2 separate regions of the Mus musculus genome follow, and region 1 is linked to region 2. A link is a loop called in an ENCODE intact Hi-C map of the cell type or tissue named here. Cell type or tissue: heart. All regions are shown on one strand. Each heading gives the region's core, and the rest is flanking DNA. Links, peaks and the distances in the headings are about the cores only.

Evidence for each region. Peaks named below come from ENCODE experiments on the same cell type or tissue, not always from the same donor. Only the 100,000 strongest peaks of a DNase experiment are listed, where the experiment ranks them.
Region 1: it touches region 2 in a loop (2.4-fold over the local background); 15 of 42 quality-filtered maps call a loop at or near these places.

What each region holds. Positions count from the first base shown.
Region 1 is chr15:88,747,394-88,755,987 of GRCm38, forward strand. It overlaps Zbed4 (zinc finger, BED type containing 4), which reads left to right and starts at 4,318. Exons shown (of 3, transcript NM_181412.3): 1 at 4,318-4,409; 2 at 7,367-7,540. In heart, for the core only: no CTCF peak of the experiment used is centred there; a DNase peak (open chromatin) is centred at 4,078; H3K4me3 peaks cover 3,159 bases; H3K27ac peaks cover 2,402 bases; H3K27me3 peaks cover 528 bases.
Region 2 is chr15:88,811,070-88,819,663 of GRCm38, forward strand. It overlaps Alg12 (asparagine-linked glycosylation 12 (alpha-1,6-mannosyltransferase)), which reads right to left and starts at 8,249. Exons shown (of 10, transcript NM_001142357.1): 1 at 8,189-8,249; 2 at 4,998-5,185; 3 at 4,789-4,921; 4 at 4,225-4,398; 5 at 3,385-3,579; 6 at 987-1,090; 7 at 228-451. The coding sequence starts at 5,162. Creld2 (cysteine-rich with EGF-like domains 2) reads left to right here and starts at 8,577. Exons shown (of 10, transcript NM_029720.2): 1 at 8,577-8,594. In heart, for the core only: a CTCF peak has its summit at 3,772 (motif pointing left); a DNase peak (open chromatin) is centred at 8,432; H3K4me3 peaks cover 1,125 bases; H3K27ac peaks cover 956 bases.

The DNA of each region.
Region 1 (8,594 bases), core at 313-8,312, 64 kb before region 2:
TAAAGGCGTGTGCCACCACCGCCCGGCCCGTTATTTTTTTGAAGACAGGCTTTCTCTGTCCCAGAACTCACTCTGTAGAGCAGGCTGGCCTCTAACTCAGAGATCCACCTGCCTCTGCCTCCCAAGTTCTAGAACTAAAGGTATGCTCCACCCCCGCCCAGTACAAAGGATTTAAATAGAAATCCATCATTCTAACAGTAGGAGTAGAAAGTCTTTGGGATCTGGAATTAAGCAAAAGTTTCTTAAACTGAATATCAAAACCACGATCTCACAGGAAAGATTGATAAATGCGACCTTAACCAGAGCTGAAAGTGTTTGCTCCTCACAACCCTACTGTGGGTCTAAACAGGTAAGCTCCAGTTGACAGACTTTGCATTCCAGCTATGTGAGCAAAGGTTTGGCAAGCTCCACTCACCTCAGCTCCTCAGCCTCTCTAGTAGCGATCTCCAACCTTCTCCCATGGTAGCTCTTCACCCAGCAGTGCCCACTTTATCACCTATGATAGCTCAGCTCAGTGGTCTCTGTGGATGGTCTCTCACTGCCTCCTCCACATCACTCCAATAGCTGTCTACACATTCCCCATTAACGGCATACATACCTTGCCACCTGTCCCCAGAAAGGGGCTCCAAACCCAGCCACAACCCAGTGAGACAGGCAACCACAGAGAATAGGTTAGCAACCTGAGACTCTACTTGGTTTAGACTATGCACACACCTCTTTTATAATGCATTTGCTAGCTTAGGACTCTCACCTCTATGTACTAAGCAAACTTATGCAATGCACAACCCTACACCTGAACTCTGTATCTAGCAACTTGTTAGCAACCCAGGACTGTTATTTGTATCCAGCTACAAACACACCCCACTCTGAACAACGATATGCGTCTCTCTTCCTATTAAAAGACCATCAAACTTGTCAAATATATCCTCAACATATGGGGACAGAAGTAGAGGATTGATCTAACCTTAGCTGGTTTGTGTGTATATGCACAACAAAGCAAACTCTATCCCTCTAAAGGAACATTTAAGGAGAATCTATCATCTAATGTCTATGCAAAATTGACTGTGGGTGATCAAAACCAGAGGTACAAAGAGAAAGAATATGCATAGCATTAAAGTTTGTGACTCAATCTGTCAAGCTAGAGAACCATGCTACAGAACCCTAGAAACCAAACTCTTTCTCTTCAGCTCCATAAAAGGAAGCCCTATGGCTGGAGAGATAGCTGGGAAGAGCGTTTGCTGGTCTTGCAAAGGACGTTACTTTGATTCCAGTATCCACATGGTAGCTCACAACTTCTGCAATTCCAGTTCTAAGGGACCTGAGGTCTTCTGGCCTTTATGAGCACTGCATGCAGATGGTGCACAGACATGTATGCAGGCAATCAACACATATTTTTAAATGAGTATCTTCACTCATGTGATCCACTCTGCTCTTTTAATGTGTTCTGAATTGTTCTATTCTTTGAATAGTTTATTTCAGTCTTAATTTGTTAATGTTATGTACAACTGTTCTATCTGCATGTACAACCACATGCCAGAAGAAGGCATCATATCACATTATAGATGGTTGTGAGTCACCATGCGGTGACCGGGAATTGAACTCAGAACCTCTGAGCGAGGTCTCCAGGCTCATTTCACTCTTGAAGGAGGGGCCAAGAACCAGGAAACACCTAGCCCAAGACCCTCTCCAGGGGGAATACCTGCACGCCTTCCTGTTATCTGGGCTTTTCACCCCTACATTTAGAAAAACTGGCCGTTTACATGGCTTGATCATCTGCATGGCTGCCCATCTCTGCTTGCCCATCTGAACAGGGTTAGGTACAGTCAAGGAGCTGCTTCATTTCTCAGATAGTAAATGGAGGCCTCACTGAATCTCAGCAGGACTGGGTCTGGGAGTGAGTGAGCTAGAACCCCCTATCCAAGATAGGTCAGTATCCAGGCCATAACTCAATGCACACCCTTTGATTGGTGCCTGCACCCACCTGTTAAACTAACCATGATTTCTGAGTTCGAGGGCAGCCTGGTCTACAGGATAGCCAGAGCTATACAGAGAAACCCTGTCTCGAAAAAATGTAAAACAAAACAAAACAGTACCTGTGTAACACCCAAAAGCTACTTTAGCTACTTTGATATACTCAGACTGCTTAGTGACCACCGGTGTAGCTCCAAGATCCCAGGGCTCAGGACTGGCCATTCTGGGTTTTTGTTTTGTTTTTGTTTTTGTTTTTTGAGACAGGGTTTCTCTGTGTAGCCCTGGCTGTCCTGGAACTCATTCTGTAGACCAGGCTGGTCTTGAACTCAGAAATCCGCCTGCCTCTGCCTCCCGAGTGCTGGGATTAAAGGCGTGCGCCACCACGCCTGGCTAAGGACTGGTCATTCTGGAGCAGACTGTGAAGACCTTTGTGCCTTCTGCCTGGTTACCTTTGGGGGGAGGGGCTCCTTCGTACCTAGAAACAAGGGACTAGATTTCTGCCCTGGATCATATAGTAGGCAAACCCTTGTCCTGAGGTTTCCTGTCTTCTTGGAAATCGGGTATGAGTACAGATGGACTGCCTGATCTCCCCGTTCTCAGGGACAGTCCCTCTGGAAGGGCTGATGCTCTGCCTGTAGCATCCACCTCTCCATTGCTAGACCTACTGCCTCATTCTAACATAGCAAATAAGAGCCAGGTAGAATTTCAAGTGTTACCATCTTTTGTCTAAGGTGGCGGTTGCCTTTTACACGGTCTCTGTGGACACGCAGTTTCCTAACCCTCCAAAACCCCTCGACATCTTGACACTATTCAAGTTCCAGAAGGGTAAGCCTGCTCCGTGCGCTCCAGGCAAGCACCCTCATTGTCTTCTACTTCCCGTTTTCCTTCTTCCCCTGCACAGCCTGTGCAGGGCTAGGAGCACAGAGGGGCCATCTCCAGGTGAAGAGTTTGTGCAGGTGCTTCTGTATAAACAAATGGAAGCTCGTCAAGACTTTCCGGCTGGGCTGAGACATCCTAAGCTAAAGCTCAAACTCTCTCCTAGCTACTTTACTTGTTCTAGGCGCTACCCCTTAGCTCTATAGCTCAAGAACCCATGTCTCAACAGTTCTCCTGGGGCTTCGGAAATCCTTCATGAAGGCAGATGTTCTCTTTCCTCTGGGGTGTAGGGTACGAGGGGCATAACAAGGAGAGGAAGGTTACTGGGAAAAAACTTCTGTACCCTACGGGAACCTGCTAGCTGAGGACCTCCACCCAGGTCTTTCTGCTGTTCCCCATTGAGTCTCATATGGAGCCACCACCTCCACCACAAACATCAGCTTCCCTGAATGGAAGGCGAAGAAGACAGAAGCCAGGCTCAGGGTTCCACACCAATGATGACTTCCACCAGCAGTGCACTGGCAGCCCAACCACCTTCCCTTGAACTTAAAGACACAGAATCCCAAACCATGTCCATTGACCAGTGATGGTGAATCAGGGTAAGCAAGGTGTGACATCAGCACTCGACGCCTCCCCCGACCGCACCACCACCACCTCAATCACAGAAGGAAACTCCTAAACACGCAGAACAGGAGATGGGCGTAGGACAGAACTCCCGCATAAGAGAACAAGCTGTGGTCTAAAGTGTCATCAGAGAAGGACCTCTGGGATAAATTCCACCTGCAGAAATTACATGGTCCGCACAGGCATCTGAACTGGGGCGTTCAATGTTCAGCTCCTTATTTCTTTTACCCAAACATGGCCCCAGGCCCTGAGCAGCTAGCACCTGCTGTGTCTAGCCTCCACCCAAGGGCTACTGAAAGTGGTTGCGCGCAACGCCCCCGGAGAAGGCGCCCGCCTTGACCACAAGCCCGGAAGCTCCGCGGCCAGCCGTTGAGAGCGCAGGACCACCCTAACGGCCAAGCCCTAAGAAGAAACCACTGAGAACGCGCGCTTCTCAAACGCGCAGCAATTCCAACCAACCGCCGTGGCGACTGCGCCTGCGTAGTCTTCGGACCGAACGCCCGACAGGGCAGGTGCGCCAGACCGCGCTTGCGTAGTTTGACGGAGGAGGCCAGCGACCAGACCTCGTGTGTGTGAGACTGCGCCGGAGTAACCTGACCTCCGGAGATGGGGCGAGGGGAAACTGCGCCTGCGTAGTCTTCGTAGCTCCGCCCCGTTTGCCTAGCCGGGGCCCATCCAGCCGTACTCTAGGCATCCCCCCCCAAGGCGGGGCAGGTGCGCACGGACTGCGCTTGCGCACGACAGCCCCGCCCCGGGCCCCGCCCCCGACCCGCGCGGGGCCCTGGGAGGGGCGCAGCGTCCGGCGGCGTCGCGGGCGGCGGGGCTGGGGCGGCGGGAGGGGCGGCGGGGGCAGACAAAGCGGCTAATGAATGGGCGCGCCCGTCGCGCTGTTCGCAGCCCGCGGGCCCGCGCAGCGCAGCGCGGAGCCGGCGCCTCAGGTGAGTGCGCGCGGGACGCTCCAGTGGCGTCTTCGACGGCCGGCGCCGCGCAGGGGTTGGGGAACCGCGCCATTGTCCGTGCGCGGCGGGCCGGGTGGAGGCTGTGTCCCGAGACTGCGCCCGGCCCGGCCCAGCCCGGCCCGGCCTCTGACAGCTGCGCCTCGCGCCGCGGGCGGGCCCAGGCCGCGGAGGGGAGCGACCGCGGGACGCCCCGTGGGACCTTTCGTCAGGTGCCGGGCTCCCGCCACGTCGTGGCGTCCCCCAAGCCGGTGCCGGTGGGCGCGCGTGTCCAGGAAGGGGCGCAGGCAGGCGGCACGGCGGTGACACGGGTCGGTGTCACGCTTCTTGGTGCCTGCCTAGCTTGAAGCGTGTGCGTCTGGGTCTGACCGCGGAGGCTTAACGAAACTTAACTCAACGCTTTGGCTCCGTAGCGTCTTCACGGTCGCAGTACCTGCCGTCATTTTTTGTTCCTTTTGTCCTTTTTGGTGCGACCCACTCGCTTCTGCCCGGGATGGCTGCGGGTCCTCGCTCTCCGTCTGGAGGTTCTCACGAGGCTCCAGCGCGTCTTTTCAAGTCCCTGCAGCGCCGAGCCTCAGGAGGAGCGGCTGTCGCGGTTCTGGCGTTTGTAAAAAGGGAAGTCATTTGTTTTTGAAGTTAATTAGGATAAGATTAAGTGTAGTTTTTAAAAGGACACTTGTGCCTTCTGGCTTCGTAAAGCCAGTCAGCCAAGGCAAGTACATTCTTGTGACTTGGTAGGAAGAAAGAAATTTTCCCCTTTATATCGTGGTGATAAAAATTAATAAGACCAGGGAAATTTTAGTTTTGAGTTTTTTTTTTTTTTTTTTTTTTTTTAGTACTCTGAATAAACGTAGTTGCAAGGCACGAATTAATTCCATGCTAAGCAGAATTGAGAAGCTACAAGTTTGGCTCTACACCCTGAGGGAGTGGCTTGTGCATGAAGACATTGGTGCATGCTTTCTGTAATCTATATAAACTTTTTTCTATATAAATTTTTATATAGACTTTTTGTGTGGCTTTTATTTTCATGAGAAGATCTAGTTAAAAATTTTTTTGAATCTTTAGGAAGTTTCAAAGTCTCAGTGTGCTGATAGGTTTTCATCAATTTACACAAACCTAGACATATTTTGGAAGAGGGAACTTTTTTTAATCTCTTATTTTTAATGTTCATTGGTGTTTCACCTACAAGTATGTCTCTGAGGGAATGTTGAATCCCCTATAACTAGAGTTACAGTTTCGGTTGTAAGCTGCCTGTGACTGAATGGAATTGAACCCAGGCCCTCTGGAACTGTTCTTAATCATCTCAAGAGGAGCCATCTCTCTAGCCCCAGAAGAGGGACTCCGTTTTTCTTCTTCAAAATAATTTTTGAAAATTATTTACTAATTGGGTGTGCTTTGGTGTTCTGCTTGCATGTCTGTCTGTGTGAGGATGTCAGATCCTCCTGGAACTGAAATTATAGATAGCTGTGAGCTGCTATGTGGGTGCTGGGAGTTGAACCCAAGTACTTTGAAAGAGCGCCAGTGCTCTTAACTGTGGGGCCATCTCTGTAGCCCCAGAAGAGGGATTTTTTTTTTCTAAATAATATATTTTATGTGTGTTGGTATTTTGCCTGCATTTGTGTCTGTGTGGGGATATCAGAGATTGAAGTTACAGACAATTGTAAGCTGTCATGTGGGTGCTGGGAATTGAACCCCTGTCTTCTGTAAGAGCAGTCAGTGCTCTGAACCTCTGAGCCATTTCTCCAGCTCCTGTGAAGAGGAAATCTTTTGTTTCTTTGTTTGTTTTTGAGACAGGGTTTCTCTGTATGTAGTTCTTTGTGTCCTGGAACTCACTATGTAGACAAGGCTGGCCTCGAACTCAGAAATCCGCCTGCCTCTGCCTCCCGAGTGCTGGGATTAAAGGCGTGCGCCACCACGCCCGGCTCTGTTATTTATTTTTTATTTTGTTTATTTTTTATTAATGATCAATGTAGGCAAGTCCAGCCAAGGGGCTATTATGCCACCCCTAGGCAGTTGATCCTTAATGATATAAAAAAAGCAAGCCAGTAAGCAGTGTTCCTCCATGACTTGTGCTTCAGTTCTTGCCTCCAAGTTCTTGCCCTGCCCTTCCTCGATGGTAGACTCTTACCTGGAAGTGTTAAGATGAAATAAACCCTTTCTTCCCTAAGTTACTTTTTGGTCATGGTGTTTGTCATAGAAACCGAAAGCCTCATGTCTTTTAGGCAGGTATGCAGACTCTTATGTTGAAAGAAAGCACAGTGCTGGAGAGATGGCTTACTGGTTAAGAGCAGGGCCTTTCTTCCAGAGGACCTGGGTTTAATTCCCAGCAATCACATGGCAGATCACACCTGTTTGTAACTCCAGTTCCAGGGCTTCTGACATCTTTACACGGGCATACGAGCAAGCCAAATACCAATAGACATATGTAAAAATAAGTTGAAAAAGAAAGAAAGCGCTTAGTTCATTTGATAGCGATTAATTGAGTGTGTCCCCAACCAGTTAATTTCTGATTTGGATAATTGATGTTTTTTATAAGTGAAAACTCAGGGCTGGTGAGATGGCTCAGCAGGTAAGAGCACCCGACTGCTCTTCCGAAGGTCCTGAGTTCAAAGCCCAGCAACCACATGGTGGCTCACAACCATCCCTAACGAGATCAGACTCCCTCTGTGTCTGAAGACAGCTACAGTGTACTTACATATAATAAATAAAAACAAAACAAATAAAGTCATTGTTTATGATAAACACATATTTAAAAAAATAAAAAATAAAAATAAGTGAAAACTCTTTGACGTTGATACAACACAGATACACAGAAAGCCCCAAACACTTTTGAAAAGGTGTTTAGGGAATTAGGGGACTTGGTTGAATTTTGTGTATGTGTACATGAGCTGATGTATATAGTATTTGTTCAGTGAAAGAAGTGCATATGTGTGTTCCAGGTCTCTGATGGGCCTAGAGTTTGGAGCGAGAACTGGGAAGCAGAGCTCTAGAAGCATGGAGACCATAAGTGACCATGGTCACTGTCTCTTCACCCCATGTCTGCACTTTTTATGTACCTGGCTTCAAATACTTTAGTTTCTACTTCTGGTTGACCTACTGAGAGGAGGGCATAGGTAAGTGACTCTTTCCTTGGCCACAGACTTGGTTAGCCCTGTGGTAGAGCCATCTGGGGCAAGAGGCATAGTCACTAACCAGAGGCTCCTCCAACCAGCATCATTTCCTTCTGAACAGACCAGTTCAGAGCCAGCTCTGTCATTCTTTTCATTACTCTTTGAAGATACCGTTGCAGGTGTTTGTCATTCCTGCAGATGTTTTGTATGTCACTGCAAGTCTAGCAGCAAGAATCTCTCAGTTCTGGCCTTCACTGACATCTGGGAAGTGTAGCAGCTTGTCAGCGGTTGAACCCCATTTTTTCAGATACTCCTAGTCCCACTCTTGAATGTCTAGGTTTTTCTTTATCCTAGATATGCCTGTAAGCAGAGCCCTAGCCCAGAGGCTCAACTCTAGGTTTCCAGACACTTAGCCCTTAAGAAAGCAAACAAGTCAGGCATGGTGGCATATGCCTTTGATCCTTTAATCCCAGCGCTCAGGAGGCAGAGACAAGCAGATGTCTAGTTTGAGGCCAGCTTGGTCTACAGAGCTAGTTGAGGACATCCAGGGCTATACAAAGCAACCCTGTCTGGGCTGGTGGATGTTCAGACAGAAGTAAGAGAGGGAGATGAAAGGAGGCATTTAAGCCCAGGGACACTGACTTGAGCCTTACGTGTAAGCCAAGTTAGGTAGGGGCAAGAGGTATGCACAGTTAAGTAGTCTTGGTCCCCTGTGGCCTGGCCTACCATTATCTTAGCTCTGGTCCTGCAAGGCGGTGAGAAGACAGTCTCAGTTATCCTGAGATGAGTATTCCTGCTGGGGCAGGTGTGTGTGTGTGTGTGTGTGTGTGTGTGTGTGTGTGTGAGCGTGTGTGTGTGTAAGTAAGTGTGTGTGAGTGTGTGTGTGTAAGTGTGAGTGTGTGTGTAAGTGTGAGTGTAAGTGTGAGTGTGTGTGTAAGTGTGAGTGTGTGTGCGTGCGTGTGTGTGTGTGTGTAAGTGTGAGAGTGTGTGTGTGAGTGTGTGTGTGTAAGTGAGAGTGTGTGTGCGTGTGTGAGTGCGTGCGTGCGTGTGTGTGTGA
Region 2 (8,594 bases), core at 443-8,442:
TCTTCCTTTTCCCCACAGGGGTTCTCTGTGTAGTCCTGTAGACCAGGCTGACCACCTGCCTCTGCCTCCGAGAGCTAGGGTTAAAGGTGTGCGCCTCCACCGCCCAGGGCAAACCTATTTCTGACGAACCTTTAAAAGTACCTATCACCCTGGTAATTAAAACCAGCACTCCAGAAAATATAGTCAAAATGAAAAGCAGACAAGTATCTCAAGGACGAAACCCTCACATATAGGTGCAGCCTCTGGCAGCCATGATGTTGAGGACAGGGAAGGTATAGATGATGAACCGCAGCTCCTTGTGTGGGAGGAGTGAGTATAGAGCCACGAATCCCAAGCTTGGCAGGGCCAGTGCATAGGTCCTCCTGTCCACTGCACCCAGGGGTATGAAGAGAAGGCTGCAGCCCAGGCCTCGGGGCAGGGCTGAGTAGAAATACCACAGGAGTGGGGAAGTCTTCGGCTTAGGGTTAAGGAGGCATGAATTTGTCAGAGACCGAGTCACTGTCCACTTAATGGAACTAAGAATTGTAACTGCATAAAGGCCCAGTCAGCTATGCCAAAAGACACAGCAGAGACCTGCTTAGGAGGCATGGGGATGACCGATCTTGGGCACAGCATACCCTTGCTGCTACAGTGTAACTGAGGGCCCCACAGAGGACTATGGGAAACCCTTTAGCTTTTCTTCCTTTCTTCCCAGTATTGACAGATGAGGATGGTATGCTATCAAGTGGCAGCTATGCTATCCTTTCTTACCATGAGACCATCTGAAACACTCTGTGTAAATGTTTTGAAACGCAGCTACCCTGTGGACTATGGGTGTGACTAGGTGATACTCGGGGAGATGTCGCCAGAGAGTGCTAGGTGTGTGCCATAGGAGAAGCTACTGCCCTGAACCTCAGACAGCCACCCAACCTGTGCCAGACTGGCTGGCTGCTGACTGGATAGAGGTCAGGGTCATGGGCATCCCTCCCCTAATACTGAAAGGATACGCCCCAGTTGGAACTTTTGTTCAGGACAGTGTTGTACCAAAGCACCACTCCTTCCGGCCATACAAGGTATCGCCAGAAATAGGAGTCCACAGCAACCGTCAGCCCTAATAACAGAACAGAAGTGTCCTCTGTAAGGAACATGGCCAACTATAAAATTCAAGCCTCAACCCACATGTGCACTGTGCTTAACTGCCTCACAAAGTGACTGCCGGCCACAGAAACTGCCAGCGGCTTCCCATGAAAGGAGCTAATGGTGACACCATCTCTCATCGAGTATCTTCCCCAGTGTCTGACATACTGCCCTCCTCCTGTCTGTCCAAGCAGCCTGAAGGACAGTGGTGGATGCAGGCTTCCAAGTAGAAGCTACGTTTAGGACAGAAATGGCATGTTCTACTGCTGCCAAAGTTCAGATAATCTTGTTTACATCTTTAAAAAAAAATAAAGGGGCCAGGCGTGGTGGCCTTTAATCCCAGCACTCGGGAGGCAGAGGCAGGCAGATTTCTGAGTTTGAGGCCAGCCTGGTCTACAGAGTGAGTTCCAGGACAGCCAGGGCTACACAGAGAAACCCTGTCTCAAAAAACAAAAAAATAAAAATAAATAAATAAATAAATAAATAAATAAATAAAGGGGACTAGAGAGATGACTCAGCAGTGAAGAGTGAATACTGCTTTTTCAGAGAACCCAAGTTTAGTTCCCAGAAGCCACAAGGGAAGGCTCACAATTGCCTGTCACAATTCTTGGGTATTCTTCTGGACTCTATGAGTGACTACAATCATGCACACATATTTCCACACACACAGACACATACATGTATATATGCATAATTAAAAATAAAATAAAATTTAAAAAAGGATTCTTGGGGGCCAGTGAGCTGGCTCAGTGGGTAAAGGCACTTGCTGCCCAGCCTGATGGCCTGAGTTCAATCGCTGAGACCGACATGGTGGTACGAAAGAAATGACTCCCACAAGTTGTGCTCTAACCTCCATATGTGCATTGTGGTAAGAACACACACACACACACACACACACACAGTTAAGTGTAAAAAAAAAAAAAAACAAATCTCAAGGGTAGAGGCAACAGTTTAGTAAAGAGCTTTCCTTGCAAGGGGGAGGCCTAAGTTCTATCCCAGAACCCACAGAAAAAGTCAGGTTTGTGGTGAGTGCCTTTACTCTAAGTGCTAGGGAGATTAGATTACGAAGGTGGATGTCTGTAAGTTCGAGGCCAGCCTGGTCTACAAAGTGAGTTCCAGGACAGCCGGGGCTATGTAAAGACCCTGTCTCAAGAAACCACCCCACCCCCACCCCACCCCAACACATCCACACCCACACCCATCCCAGGTATGAGGCTGAAGCAATTACATGGTAGCTAACACCTGTCCATAACTCCAGTTCCAGGGGATCTGATGCCCTCTTCTGGCCTCCATGGGCACCAGGTACACGTGTAGTACACAGGAAAACATGCAAGCAAAACCCATACACATAAAGTAGAAATAAATATATCTTAAAAACAAACCTAGGAACAAACCAGGTGGCTAATCTGAGGGATAACACTGAGGCTGATTTCTGGATGCCACACAATATGCACACACCAAGTTTCAAACTGACACACTTGTCATTTTAGCACCGTGGAGGCTAAAGCAGGAGGAGCTCAGATATGAGGCCAGCCTGCGCTATACAGTGGGTGTGATGGTTTGAATAAGAATATCCCCCAAGGGCTAATACATTTTAATATTTAGGTTCTAGTTGGTGGACAGTTCAGAAAAGATTAGGAGGTGTGGCCTTACTAGAGGGGGTGTGTCAGTGGAGCTGGGCTTTGAGTTTTCAAATGAGCCCACACCAGGCCCAGTCTCTCTCTCTCTGCCCGCTGCCTGCAGATCAGGATGCACCAGGCCCAGTCTTGGTTTGTGTCTGTCTGTCTCTGTCTCTCTGTCTCTCTGCCTGCTGCCAGTAGATCAGGATGTACCAGGCCCAGTCTTGGTTTGTGTCTGTCTGTCTCTGTCTCTCTGCCCGCTGCCTGCAGATCAGGATGCACCAGGCCCAGTCTTGGTTTGTGTCTGTCTGTCTCTGTCTCTCTGCCTGCTGCCTGCAGATCAGGATGCACCAGGCCCAGTCTTGGTTTGTGTCTGTCTGTCTCTGTCTCTCTGCCTGCTGCCTGTAGATCAGGGTGTAGCTCCAGCACCATGCCTGCCTTCCTGCTGCCATGCTTCCTGCCACAATGATCCTGGACTAGCCTCTGGAACTGTAAGCCAGCCCCAATGAAAAGTTTCCTTCTACAGCTGCCGTGGTCATGGTATGTCCTCACAACAGCACAGTAACTAAGACAGGAGGATTTTGTCTCAAAATACCAAAACCCCAAACTGAAAGAAATACACACAGGCAAACCAGAGATGCCAACTTGCCTAGACAGAGAAGCCCTGCTGGGATGGCGTGTCGGAGCACTCTGGCCACCGTCAGTCTTCTTTGGTACAAGGTCAGCAGCAGCGCAATGCCCAGCAGCATGGCCAGCTCAGCCCTGAAGCCAATGATGACGAAGGCTGAGAGCCAGACAAACAGGGCCCACCTCCGCTGCAGCCAGGCTGTGAGGGCTGGTAAGACTGCAAAACACGAAACGCACGATAAGGGGGCTCGCTTTCTTATAAAACACCCCCCCAAGTCACTCTGCGGGGGCTGGAGTGATGGTTCAGCAATTTAGAAACTGGCTGTCCTTGAAGAAGACCCAGGTTTCACTCCTAGCACTCACAGGGCAGCCCACAGCTGTCTGTAACTCCAGTTGCAGAGGACCTGATGCCCTCTCCTGGCCTCTGAAGGTACTGTACACACATTATGTGCTTAAATACATATGGAATACTCATACATGCAAAAACTTAAATAAATAAATAAATAAATACATACATACACTCTAGAAGCTGTTCAGCACTTCAGAGTTTAAGGCAGGGGGATCTAGCATTTAAAGCCAGTTTGGACTACATTGTAGGACTATGACCCAAAATACTAAAACCCAAAATATACACAGACAAACCCGAGAAGCTTGCTTGCCCAGACAGAATGTCTGCTGGGCTGGCACGCAGGTGCTTCAGGGTAGTGTTCTCTAGAAGAACCAGCCCTGAGTACAGAGAGGCCTGCTTCCAGAGGAAGAGACCCTGAGCAGTTTATGAGGAGCCCAGGAGGTGGGGGACAATGCCAGGAGCAGATGTGTGTACACTGTGAGGAGTCAGAAGGCAGAGCCTGAAGCTACATACCCACAGCCAGGGCCAACACGTTGGGGAGTGTCCTCGTACAGTAGAACATGAGATGAAACTGTGTGGCTGATATCCAGCAGAACATGACAGCCACCGTGGCTCCGAACTGCTGTCTCACTTCCTTTTGTAATGTCCAGAGTCCAGAAATCACACCAAGCCCAAGGACTCCTCTGACTAAATGAAATGAGCAAAAAAGTCACTGATGTGAATGACTCAACAGGAAACACAGATGAAGCCAGTGTCACTTGCAGTGGCACTCAGTGACAATATGCAAGACACTACATAGGAGCTCACATCTGTACCAGAAGTGGCCATGGGGCCTGTGTGTGGACGGAGACCCACACAAACCACGCCTCTGACTTCCTTTCAGTCCCACAGTCCTGGCTGGCTGGCTGCTGAAGTATGTCATGAGGACTTTTGTGGAGTCTAAGGTACAGGGCCTGCTTGCTTGTCCCAAGTCTGGCTGCAAGGCTACAGTGAGTCCAGCCAACCCCCACCCTACCCCATCCCCACCCCACCTGTGACCATGTGATGTCACAGCTCTTGCCCCTGTGAGGCCCTTACCTATCAGCTGAGAATAAAATTTGGATACTTCTAAAAGCGAGAGCACATAAACCACGGGGCTGGAGAACGCTGCGATCACCAGCGGCCCGAGGAACGTCCTAGGAACAACTCCAGGAAACTCGTGGTGGTCGTACTGCAGGGAGAAGAGTGGTCAGCGCACAGGCTGGGCAAGTGAAGCAAGCGTCCGCTCACTCGGTGCAGTGCCTCACCTTGTCTATGTCCAGCTGGTGGTACAGGAGGTCATGTGTGGCCTGAAGGTTGAAGCTCTCTTCTACCTTGGTGTAGGGACATATAACCAGGTGGATGGTGGCTACAGTGACCAGCAGCCCCAGAAGCGGCCATGACCGCTTGCCCGATGACTTCTTGCCAGCCATGTAGAGCTTTGAACTTCATGCGCCTTCACAGAGACACAGACAAGGAACACTGTTACCTTACACGGTCAGACATTCCTAAGACGTGGCTTGAGGTCACACAGGTAAGATGTGGAGGAGAGGAAGCACAAGACCCCTTGAGATGGCTATTCTGTCAACTTGACAACATCTGAAGTTAACTAAAACCCAAGCAGCTGAGTACCCCGGTGAGGGATTGTTTATTAAGTAAATCTTCTGAAGTAGGAAGATCCATCTTTGATCCGGTCACAGCGTCTGCTGGCAACCTCTGTAAAGGACATGGAAGAAGGAAGCTTGCTCTTGGTCTCCTGGCAAATCCATTCCTTCACTGGCAATGGTTCCTGTTTCCTCAGGACCCCAGTGTATACTGAAGCCCACCTGAGGGAAACATCCAGCCTTGTACACTGAACAACTACTGGATTCCTTGACCTCCCACTCATAGGCAGCCGTTATTAACTAGCTAGATCAGTCTGTAAGCCACTCTAATAAATCCCATGCATGTGTGTATGTATATATGTGTATATATGCATGTATGTCTGGGCATCTGATTCCCTGGAACTGGAGTTACCGGCAGTTGTGAGGTGCTGTGTAGGTGCAGGGAACTGAGTTTTGGTCTTCTAAAAGACCAGTCAGCATTCTTAACCAGAGTCACCTCTCCAGCCCCAGCCCCGTGAAATATAATAATGCTCATAATTCCTATGGTCTCAGTTAGGGTTTACATTTCTGTGATAAAACACCACACCCAAGAGCAACTTGGGGGAAGAAAGGGTTTATTTCATCTTACAGCTTACGATCCAAGGAAACTAAGGGCAGAAACTCAAGGCAGGAACTTGGAGGCAGGAGATTAACGTGGATGGAGGTCAAGAAGGAGTGCTGCTTACTGGCTTGCTCCTCATGGCTTGCTCAGTCTGCCTTCTTATGGCACCTATGACCACCAGCCCAGGGATAGCATCACCCACAGTGAGATGGGCCCTACCACATCACCAATCAGGAAAATGCCCCACAGGTATTCCCCAGCCCTGCGCAAAGGCATATTATAAAGACTTTAGTGAGTGTAAATAAGCCACAGCGTGCACTTGCTTATTCCAAGTTCGGTTGCAAGGCTACAGTGAGTCTGGCCAACACTCCACCACGTCTGACTATGCCCAGCTGAGTTAGACCCAATAAAAAGTCCTGAACTGAGAAAGTGTGACGATTGACTAATTAGGTTATAGAACAACATGTACATAAAGTTCCCAACCTGGCACAAAACCATACTGGGGTACAGTGATGCACACTTAGGATTCCAGTACTTGGGAGGCTGAGACAGGAGAAACAAGAGGTCTAGGTCAACCTGGGTAACTTGTTAAGAGCCTGAAGCCCTGGGTTCGGTCCCCAGAACCGGATAAACCCCAGGTATGTAAATATATGTGTGTATCCCAGCACCTAGGGGGTAAGAGGCAAGAGGACTAGAAGTTCAAGGCCATCCTTGGTATTGAAAAGGATGGGGAAGAGGCCAAGCCATCGAGGGAGGCAGCAGTGCGAGATGCGTTGCTTCAGGGACTCCAACTTCGCTGCTTCAACTATCTGCTCTGCAGACCTTTGAAGGAAACCCAAGCTTTAGGGTGGGCTATTACCCACAGAACTCACCCGATCCTCCTCCTTCCTCACAGCCACAAAGGGGTGTGTGTTCTGCTGAGGACCAACAGCAGCTATTTTCTTTCTTTTTTGTTTTTTTGTTTCTTTCGAGACAAGGTTTCTCTGTGTAGCCCTGGCTGTCCTGGAACTCACTCTGTAGACCAGGCTGGCCTTGAACTCAGAAATCCGCCTGCCTCTGTCTCCCAAGTGCTGGGATCAAAGGTGTGCATCACCACCGCCCGGCTAGCTATTTTCAAAGACAACAGGAGACCAGGGTGAGCTGGACCGCTCAACCAGGAGCAGAAACAATACAAGGGAGTTATTCACCAGTACATAAAAACAACTTATCAGCCGGGCGTGGTGGCGCACGCCTTTAATCCCAGCACTTGGGAGGCAGAGACAGGCGGATTTCTGAGTTCGAGGCCAGCCTGGTCTACAGAGTGAGTTCCAGGACAGCCAGAGCTATACAGAGAAACCCTGTCTCAAAAAACCAAAAAAAAAAACAAAACAAAACACCTATCACAGGAATGGGGGCAGCTGCAGGGAAGAAGAGATGCTAATGGCTAAGCTCCAGGAGCCAAGCTCCAAAAAGCTATACTGCTCTTCTGAAGGTCCTGAGTTCAAATCCCAGCAACCACATGGTGGCTCACAACCACCTGTAATGAGATCTGATGCACAGAGCAAGCAGAGGTCGTAAATTCAACTCCCAACAACCAGATGAAGGCTCACAACCCTATGTACAGCTACCGTGTGTACTCATATACATAAAATAAACAAATCTTTAAAAAATTAAAAGCTATACTCTTCGCAAATGTGGCGTGGAGGAGGAGGGCATCTCAGATTAGGGGGTACCCTTCAAAGATCCTGTCGTCCCTGTCCATTGTGATTCCAAAGCTTCCAAGGGAACTGTGGGAATCATTCGTTCAAATTGTGGCTTTAACCTGGAAGTGTTAGCTGGTGTAGATGAACTTACTTGTAAACCAAAGACCAGACTAAACTGTTACTATTTATACAATCAGATGTTCTTTAAAATACACATAGTCCACATCTCCTCCTCCTCCTCCCTCAGGTCACTTAAAGTTCGGAAGGTCATTGTGAACTCACTGCCTGAGGCCCCTGAGGAAATGTCGACCACTGGGGCCCCCTCAACCACACTGAGCAGGACCCAGATGTAGAGCTCTGTTTACGGATGACAGCTCCGGGCGCCAGGTGAGGAGGATGGATGAACGGTCCAGGCCTCGGGCGAGATGTCCCGCCCCCAGGGACACGCTCAGCCTCTAAGTGACAGGTCCATCCCCGGGTTGAGGAACTCAAAGGCCGTCACGCGCGCTCGGGAGAACCCCAGCTTCGCCACCTCCCGCCCGAGTACACCAATCCCGGCGACGCGCGCTAACCTCTCCTCTCCGCAGGACCCCGCGGAACTGAGCAGACTGACCAAGGCAGGAAGCCGGCTGCGGAAACCGGGCCCGGAAGCCAAGTCTTTGCCCGAACTTGACATGGCCACCATTGCCCAGGCTGGCGACCGCAGCTGGCGCTTCCCGCCCGGAGAAAAGATGGCCACTCGTGGAGGGCGGGGCATGGGGACCCGATAGAAGATTACGGTTCTGCCTCATTCTCGCGGGACGCTGACCCGGGGCCTTCTCATTGGTGGCTTCTCGTGGCGAGCCTCAATTGGTCCACATCAGGCAAGGGGGATTCCTCCGGCCAATAGAAGCGCGCGGGGTGAAAGGTGGGCGGGGCCTCGGCGACGCAGTCAAGTAGCCCGGGGAACGGCCGGCGCGCGGGCCGGTGGGCGGAGGC